2 separate regions of the Homo sapiens genome follow, and region 2 is linked to region 1. The links are chromatin contacts, found by Hi-C in ENCODE. All regions are on one chromosome and are shown on one strand. The core of a region is the stretch at or near the end of the contact, and the rest is flanking DNA. Distances in the headings are between cores, read along the strand shown.

Region 1 (4,471 bases), core at 827-3,326:
TTATGAGAAGTAAAATTCAAAACTGTATTTGAAAGAACTTTGAGAACTGCAAAGGGCTATGCAAACAGAAAGAATGATTACTGAAGCCTGACTCAGCTCCTGTTAAATCTTAACCCAGCTCAGACCTGGCAATCACTAAAGGAAAGAAGATGGGGACAAAAATATTTCTCCCATTACTCTCTTGCACTTAGCTCTGGAGATGGTTGGCCGGAGGGCAGGCTAAGATTTTTCAGGAAAGAGAAAAAGGAATGGGAGAGACAGTGGGAACCTGAGTACTGGAGGGAAATGGGAGAGAAAACACAAGAAAAAAGCTGATTCTGGATAGTAGACAGTGGTGCCACTGCCCAGATTGCCTTTTAAGGCTTGCAGTCAATAGATAGTCTCTAACTACCAGCTATGTCAGGGTCTGACAGTGAAGAATGCACTGGCCAGGGAAGAATGCAGTGAACTGGGAAGAATGCACTGGCCTGGGAAGAATGCACTGAACTGGGAAGAATGCACTGGCCTGGGAAGAATGCATTGGCCAGGAAAGAATGCAGTGAACAAGGAAGAATGCATTGGCCTGGGAGCCCTGTCCTGAGATACAGACCACAGCGGCTCTGCCTGAGGCCCAGAATTCAGGAAAAGGCAAATCCAGACACAGAAAATGTTTCTATTCTTGAGAATGAACTGCTGGCCCTTCCAGAATGAAAGGGGCCCAATGTAGTCAACTTCTTCCCTAGTCTCTGTTGCTGGCAGCTGCACGTTTTGTAGTGGCAGTCTTGGTAAATGGGAATCCACAATGCTTGTTCCATGAGTGACCTCAATCTCTGCTACCACGGTCACTTGATTCGTGTGTCTATCATGCCAACACTGGGGTGGCCAATGACAGAGATGTCTGTCAGTCAACTGGCTAGGACATTTTGGCTACTTGGTTTTTAGTGACTCTTTTGAGGGTGCTCTCTGGTGGATGTTCACATTTTATGCACTTTATGCTCATTCCCGTATGTCTATCCACATCCCTCTCCCCTAGACCTCCAATCTTTTTCCCTCCAAGTCCCAAATCAGCTGACCAGACCATTTGCCATTGCTCATGAGTTTGTATATATCCTAACCTCAAGCTACTTCTCTTTCCACACAAAGTGGTTAGCCAAGTGCCCTCCTCAAAGCACTGCCTATTGGGAGGATTTTCCCCTGCCACTGTCTCTCAAGACCACCTTTGAGCAGACTGTGGAGAAGCTACCATCCACTTCCAGCTTGCACTCATACATAGGGCAGAGCAATCTACAAAGCAAGCTCAAATTTCTCTTTTTTCAACTTGCAATGAAGAATCCCCCATTCAGCTATGAGGGCGCAGCAATGGGAAAACAGTGGTAGGTACATTGGCAGTCTGCGCTGCTGCTCATGCAGCTTACTTCTGCCCTCTGGTCCTGCTTCTCTTCAGTCCGGCAGCACCTTCATTTTAGGATGAATTCCTGCTGGTGTCCCCTTATCTTATAACTTGGTTGATTTGCCCCAGATCACAATGAGAAGTTTCACTGCCTGGTCACTTGGCAACCATTGGCAGGCTTTCTGTCTCTACCAGAGCCTTGTAGCATGGTAGGAGTAGTTTTTCCAAAGGCATGTGATTCTCCACCAGAGATGGCATAGCCTTGCTCCAGATTCCCAAGGCCTTGAGTTGTGATTCTTCCACTGGCACTTGCCACAAAACCCATATAGCATCTTTCTCTCTTTTTAATCTACCTATCTGCACACTGAACACATAGCATCTTTTCTCATAACTGATACCTCCAATGCAAGTGTATCTGCAGGATCATATGGCCCAAGCGACAGGGCCCAGACCTGCTGCGGAGCCTTTTCTTGCGCTAGGTCCTATGTAAGCTTGGCAGTCTTTCATGTCACTGAGTATATGAGCGGGAGCAGTAATCAAAATATGCACATGGCTACAAATTTTCATCTATTTTTGCTAAACATAATGTGAAGGTGGTTGAAAGCTGGATGCCCCAGGAAGAAGTGCATCAATTTACATGTAAGATCTCGGCTCTGAGGGAAGGAAACACTAGAGAACCCTCCTCTCAAAACCACCTATGATTGCTTTTTCCTGAGGCATGCAAAAATCAGACTTTCTAGTTGATTAGCCAGGCATGAAGTTCTATCTTGACAAGAAGAAAGTACATCCTGTTGTCTTCTTGTCTCGATCTCAAATGTGCTCTTGCCAGATATTAATACATTGCCTTTCTTTAAACACAGGAAGTGGGTAAGGCAAATTTTCTCAAAGGCTCAGAACGGCACAATATTTCTCCCCTTTGCTTACATGCAGAAGATATCTGAGAATATATCTAGCCAATATGTGTAAAGTTTTCATTGACTCAAGCAAGCAGAAGAGTTCAGACAATAATAAGGCATCCTAATTGTTCTAGTGTAAAAAAAAGCTCTGCACTTATTTGCGGTTATTTTTTAAAAATCCACTTTGGAAAATGTGCAGAAAATTTCAGGCTTGGCTAATGCTCTTTTTCCATCTCATGTCCTTTAGCATATGACTCAAGTTTTCCATGTTATCATAAGGTAATTTTGCTATCTTTCATTTATTAGTGTTTATTATTAATTACTTATTATTATAATATAATGCCAATATAATCACACTTAATACTTAGAAAAATCTAGTAAAGGAGGCTGTGTCAGGGATCTACAGGACCACTCCCAGGTTAGTGATTTGCTAGAAATCTAAATATAATGACATTCATGGCTAAAATTTATTACAGTAAATAGATGCAAAGAAAAATTAGCAAAGGGAAAAGGCACATGGGCGAGGTCCAGAAGTAACCAAGCACAAGCTTCCAAGAGCCATCTCCCAGTACGGTCCCCTCCCAGTACAGTCCCCTCCCAGTAGAGTCCCAAAGGACATGCTTGATTCCTCCAGCAATGAGTTGTGACAACACATGTGAAATGTTGTCTACAAGGTGAGATAGGAGGTGGGACTCTGGAGGTGATGCTCAGAAACTGGACCAGATTGAGGACTAGCTAAAACAGGGAAGAGATAAAAATACCTCTCTGTAAGACATGCCCACAAGAGTGCCATGTCAGTTTACCATTGCCATGGCAACACCCAGAGATTTCTGCCCCTTTCCATGGCAATGACCCAATGACTCAGAAGTTACCACTCTTTTTCTAGAAATTTCTGCATAATCCACCCCTTGATTTGCATGTAATTTAAAGTGGGTATAACTATGACTGCAGAACTGCCTCTGAGCTGCCACTCTGGGCACACTGCCTGTGGGGTGGCCTTCTCCACAGAACCAGTACCTCTGCTGCTGCTGTACACTGCTGCTTCAATAAAAGTTGCTGTCTAGGCCAGGCGCAGTGGCTCATGCCTGTAATCCCAGCAATTTGAGAGGTTGACGTGGGCGGATCACTTGAGCCCAGGAGTTTGAGACCAGCCTGGGCAACATGGCAAAATACTGTCCCAACTAAAAATACAAAAATTAGCCAGCCATGGTGGCATGCACCTGTGGTCCCAGCTACTCAGGAGGCTGAGGTAGGAGGATCACTTGAGCCTGGGAGGTTGAGGCTGTAGTGAGCTGTGACCATGCCACTGCACCCAAGCCTTTGAGACTCTGTCTCAAAAAAAAAAAAAAAAAAAGGTGCTTTCTAACATGACCAGCTGGCTCTTGAATTCTTTCCTGGGCAAAGGCAAGGCAAGAACTCTCGCTGGCTAAGCCCCAGCTTTGGGGCTTACCTGCCCTGCATCAAAGGGAAGCCCATTAGGGCCTCAGTGCTGAGAATTTTTACTGGGGATGGTGGTTTATAATCTCAGTATTTTTCATTTCTAAAAGATTTATAAAGGAAAAGTAAGGATGTTCATCTATGTAGTTGTCTCTGTTAGTTTCTTTGTGTGATTGTTGGTTTTGACTTTGACCTGATGTGAAAAAATGTCCCAAGGACAGACACCAAGGAAAGCACGAGATGAGTAATCCATCAAAGCTTCTGTATGAGATGCAAGCCTTCCTCTTTCCATCTCTTCATAGGAGGAAATGGGAAGATTCTTCCCCTGAATCACAGCCCTCCAAGTGTCTACAGGATATACAGCTATTTTCACTTCAGTAGCTTCACATGGGAAAAAATCCCTGACATGGCTATCAGGTCAAAATGAATCAAGAGATAAGATATGTGTATCTGTGAGACTTTTAGACCTAAAACCAGGCTACCCATGACAACTATTTATTGGCTCTCTTAACTGTATTAAAGCACAAATACAAAAAGATAAACATGTTGTCTAAAAATAAATCAATAAATTGGTCTACTCTACCCACTTCAGCATTGCGAAGGAACTACTGTGCAACTCAGTCTACACTGTGCTGTTTCTTCTGGCACGTTTCTTGAATTTGATTTGCACAGCAGAAAAGAATCCTCTCATAGGGCATTATTTATGTATCAGCACAGCAAATACTTTGGTCAGCTACCCAATACTAATAAAACTAACGCCTGTTTATGG
Region 2 (4,471 bases), core at 829-3,328, 670 kb after region 1:
TAAGTGGATTTAGGGATTTCATTACTGACTTCACAAAATAGACAAATAGATATAAAAGATTCCTGCAAAAGTGTCTAAGATTGAAGATAATAATTAATGCACTGCTTGATAATGGAAAAAAGTGGCAGAGTTGAAAGTTCCCTTAATCCTATGGAACTAGTTATTCAGCAGCCAAAGAAGAGGTAAAAGATGAATTTATACATTCTAATGAATTTTGAAATGATCAAGAGAATTATGAAATATGGATTTACTACCTCTATCATTGTAGGCCTCACCCTAGTTGAATACTGTGTCAACTTTAAACAAAAACTTTTGCATAATTGGAGGATTACATTAAAAAATAAGTACCATGATTTAGTAGGCAAGATAATGAGGTCTTTTTTTTTTATCACATCCTTGTATCATTAGGAATTAACTTTTTTGTTATGACAATCATTAAGATTAAATCCAGAAATAATAAACATAATGCCAGACTGAATCACAAAGATTTTAAAACATAATTAAGTATATTAAATCACACTGTTTACACATTTTAGTAGTCTTAATGATTTTTAAAAGTGAAAACAGAAAGATGTCTTTGTAAATTAATAAGATAGAAGTAAAACAAACCACTGGGTTATCTTGATTTCATCCTTTAAAAATGTCTATTTTGGAACAGAAAACCAAATATCACATGTTCTCACTTATAAATGGGAGCTAAATGATAAAAACCTATGAACACAAAGAAGGAAACAACAGACACTGGGGTGTACTTGAGAGGGAGGGTGGGAGGAAGGAGAGGAGCAGAAACGACAACTACTGGGTACTGGACTTAATATCTGGGTCATGAAATAATGTGTACAATAAACCCCCATGACATGTGTTTATATATGTAACAAGCCTTTATATGTATCCTCAAACCTGAAATAAAAATTTAAAAATTGTCTCTTTGTATATTTTTATCTATATTATATGCTAGTATAATAGTACATGCATATACTATCACATAATACTACACACATGTATATACTATGTATAGTACATGTGTGTGCATATATATACACACACACACACACACAAATTGAAAGTGTATGCTTAAATTTTGTTTTACTTATAGGTGGATAGGTCAAAAAATTTAGAAGCCACTGATTTAGACAATGATGTATGGATGCAACCTTCCTACTGGGATATCTTGGATTTATTGCTGCCTGACCTTTCCTTTGACTGAACTCCCCTTGACCTGCTGAAGGCCTGGGCAGAGTGACACAAATCACCATTACTCCTCTACATGCACTTCTGTAGCCATGCGTATTTCATATTGGCACATGCTTGCTTGTATATTTACATTTTCCACATTCATATTGTTTATCCTTATTTCTGGCTATTTAAATACTAGAGCTATTATTGATTAAATTTGCTTTGTGCAGTACCTTCCATAGCCATCTAGCTAACTAACACCCTTGCTACTGTCTATTTGCTTTTGTTCTGGGGAAATCATTGTATGATTACAGATTTCACAGATGCTGGGTATGTTTGGGGATGGCACAGTTTTCCTGGTGTCAAGGGAGGACTGACTTTAATGATATTGACTTTGTTTACTTTATGTCAGGGCAAGAAGTGAATTCTTTTAAGAAAAAATTCTATTCTGCCCCAACAATGTAAATGTATTTGGTATTTGTTGAGCTGCAAAGAGGCAACTTTCATACTACAAGTTTTGCTAAATCAGATGCCTCCTCTATGTCTTTTCTGGCCAAAAGAGATACGTAATTTCACATCTCAAAGGTCACATCTCTTCAAGATTTTTCCTGTCTGGGAACAACCATAGTCTCTAACAGTACCACTGGCATTGGCGAAAGCTCTCTTCAATTCTTCTTCATTACGTCATAGGATTTCTTCATTAGATCAAGTTCATATCTGATTCTAGCAGTTCTCTTTTTTCTCCGTCAATTTCAGCATACTGCAGAAGTTATGCCTTTTGTATTTGTCCATCGAGAAAACCTCAGAGGTTGATGTCTGCTACTAGACCGGCCAGAAAGTCTGGTCTCTCACTAGCTTCCTCCTTGCATTCAGGAAGCCAATCTCAAGTGCAAACCTCACAGCTTATCCGGAGTTCGGCAGATGTCAAAATGCTTCCATTCCCTCCCAGTCCAACCCTTATCCCCAGCAGCAATCTGGTGCCAGTTTTAATTAAAATTCATGAAAACAGACTGGCACTTCAGACACGGATGGAAACAATTTGTAGGGGAGGCAAAAAATAGCAGGGGTATACTTCTCATGTTTACTCTCTATCGTCCTGTAAGGATTTCATTTTTGAGTGAAAGCAGTTTGAATTGGACATATGCTCAGTTTGAATAATTTAGGGAGGAATTCACAATAACTGCCTCTGATGTGGACTGAGCTCTGTTCTCATGACTAAAGAGGTTTATTTCTTCTTTAAGAAAAAGTTTAATTATGGCAACTTCATATTGAAAATTAATAGCTTGGGGGAATTTAGAAGGAAAAAATAGAGGAAAATTAACTTTTTGAGATGTACAAGACTTGGAACAGTTTTATAAATGAGAAATCATTAACTGGTATTGTAGTAAAGTGTTTTTGCATAAGGATGAAGAAGACATGAGTCTTAAATGTGTGTAACTAGTATAACATGTGTACGACACTCATACTAGCCAGTAAATCCCAGACAGGAAAAAGCAGCTACACACCCACATTTTCTATTTATATTTCCTTTACCTAAAGCAGTCATTTGTTTATACTTACAATGTGCCAGGCATGTATTGGGCCTTTTAGGTGAATCATCTTAGCAGTTCTTAATATATTTTTTCACTGTTAGGAGTATGCTACATTCTCATTAGAAGTAGCAGCTCCTAAACAGTGGTGTAGTGACCCATCCTTCTTGGTTTGGAGGAAGGAGGTTGGCGGGAAACGTGAGAGTCTCTGGGTTGGATAATCTAGAATTTAAACCTAAACCTGGCTTCAGAGCCTATGTTCTAAGCCACTATACTCTAATAGCTCCCAGCTTTCTCATCTTTCACTGCCCAAAGTATCTACCAGGAATATTCAATGAATATGGGTTGAGTTAAATTGTGACTGTTTAGCAGTCATAATAAAAAAGGGTAGAATGAATGGGTTCCAGGAATGTGACAGACCTACAAGTATTTCCTATCAGATCCCTTTCTCTACCTACAAATGTTTGATTCTTCTGTTTCGCTCAAGAGACCCATCACTGTGGATCTGGCTGGTTAACTCTGTGGGAGGTGGGGGCAGGTACATGAAATTGGGAAGAGATAGAAGAACTAAAGGTGATGAATGGGTTGCTACCTTGAGTAAGAAATTCCAGTCCCAGCTGAAACTCTTACCTTAATGTGGCACTTGAAATAAATGGGGTCAAAAGAGTTTTGAAGAGCTAGGAAAGATGAGATTGAGATGGTGCCTGTCTGAATAAGGGGAAGGGGAATTCACAGATATGCTTCTGGTAGAGACTTGCATTGGCTGGTGGTGTCTTCACTGAAAGAATGGATATGAAAGAAAGAGTAAACTCTTTCCCATGCAACAGGATTCAAGTCAAATGTTACCTCTTTTAGGAAGCTCCTGCCTGGGTTAGGCCTTCACTATGCTGTATTGCCACAGCTCACTGTTAATGTCTTAAATGCAGAATTTAACTGACTTCATTATGTTAAGTACCTACTCCAGGGTAGGTGGGCCCCAGTAGTTTGTCTGTTTCTCTTTATCAGATGCTGACTGAATAAATAATTGATGAAAAAAATGCCAACATATTTGTGAAACCCCAATTATGAACATTATGGTTTATATAATAAATATGTGTGCTTAGTGTGTTAGAAGCCAAAAAAGAAAAACAAGAGGGGGAGAACCAACTATTTAACAAGTAGGAGGTGTTTTGCACTCTGTGATGAACTGCATGGCATATTTCTTACTTTCAGATTAAAATGGAAATGGCTCTAGGCTCTACCTGCAGAATTAAGGAAATTCCATGATCACACTCCTGACCTCCCAACCCCTTCGCCTGGGTTATTTGGATTCCTAGGGACTTGTGCACCCACACATAGTGTGCCAGGTTCCATTCTCAAGTGACTAAGGGCCCTGGTGAATCCCTGTTCACTGCTGCTTTCACTGGGATCTGCTGGGGTCACAAATTTTCTATTGTACCTCTGGCCCTGTGGCATCAGGGATTAGCAACATGTCAACTTATACAGTTTGCTGCTGAGTAGCATGGACTTTGAAGGAGAGTGGCATAAAAGCATAATACAACTTGCTCTCTGACAGTTCAGAACCCTCTGCACAGCCATGCCCCTCTACTGTCATTCACCAAACCAAAGCACGTCCAGGTATCTCCCTGTCTCAGAAAGGACAATCACTATTCCTTTTTTGAATTCTAGAATTTCCTCAAGGTCTGGGTTTCTTTCCTTCTTCATCCTTCTAAAATAGAAATGGTACCCTCTGTTCTTTCTTCCCACAGTGAAACTTAAAGGGCCAT

The links. Hi-C counts contacts between places; a loop is a spot of excess contacts on that map. Pooled maps may share reads with other maps.
Region 2: a map with no recorded cell type shows a loop between it and region 1 (3-fold over the local background). The contact joins two enhancer-like sites. A Hi-C loop is called at or near these places in 2 of 37 single-sample maps with no recorded cell type and 5 of 50 pooled maps.

Annotation. Positions count from the first base shown.
Region 1 is chr9:71,793,460-71,797,930 of GRCh38, forward strand. No RefSeq gene overlaps it. Among named protein-coding and RNA genes, the nearest start is that of CEMIP2, 27 kb to the left of the region's middle. RefSeq lists enhancers at 309-858, 859-1,407, 1,944-2,033. Within about 2 kb of position 2,077, at least 5 of the 41 ENCODE cell types and tissues checked have a DNase peak (open chromatin) inside an H3K27ac peak, as active enhancers do.
Region 2 is chr9:72,463,059-72,467,529 of GRCh38, forward strand. No RefSeq gene overlaps it. Among named protein-coding and RNA genes, the nearest start is that of TMC1, 56 kb to the right of the region's middle. Within about 2 kb of position 2,079, at least 3 of the 41 ENCODE cell types and tissues checked have a DNase peak (open chromatin) inside an H3K27ac peak, as active enhancers do.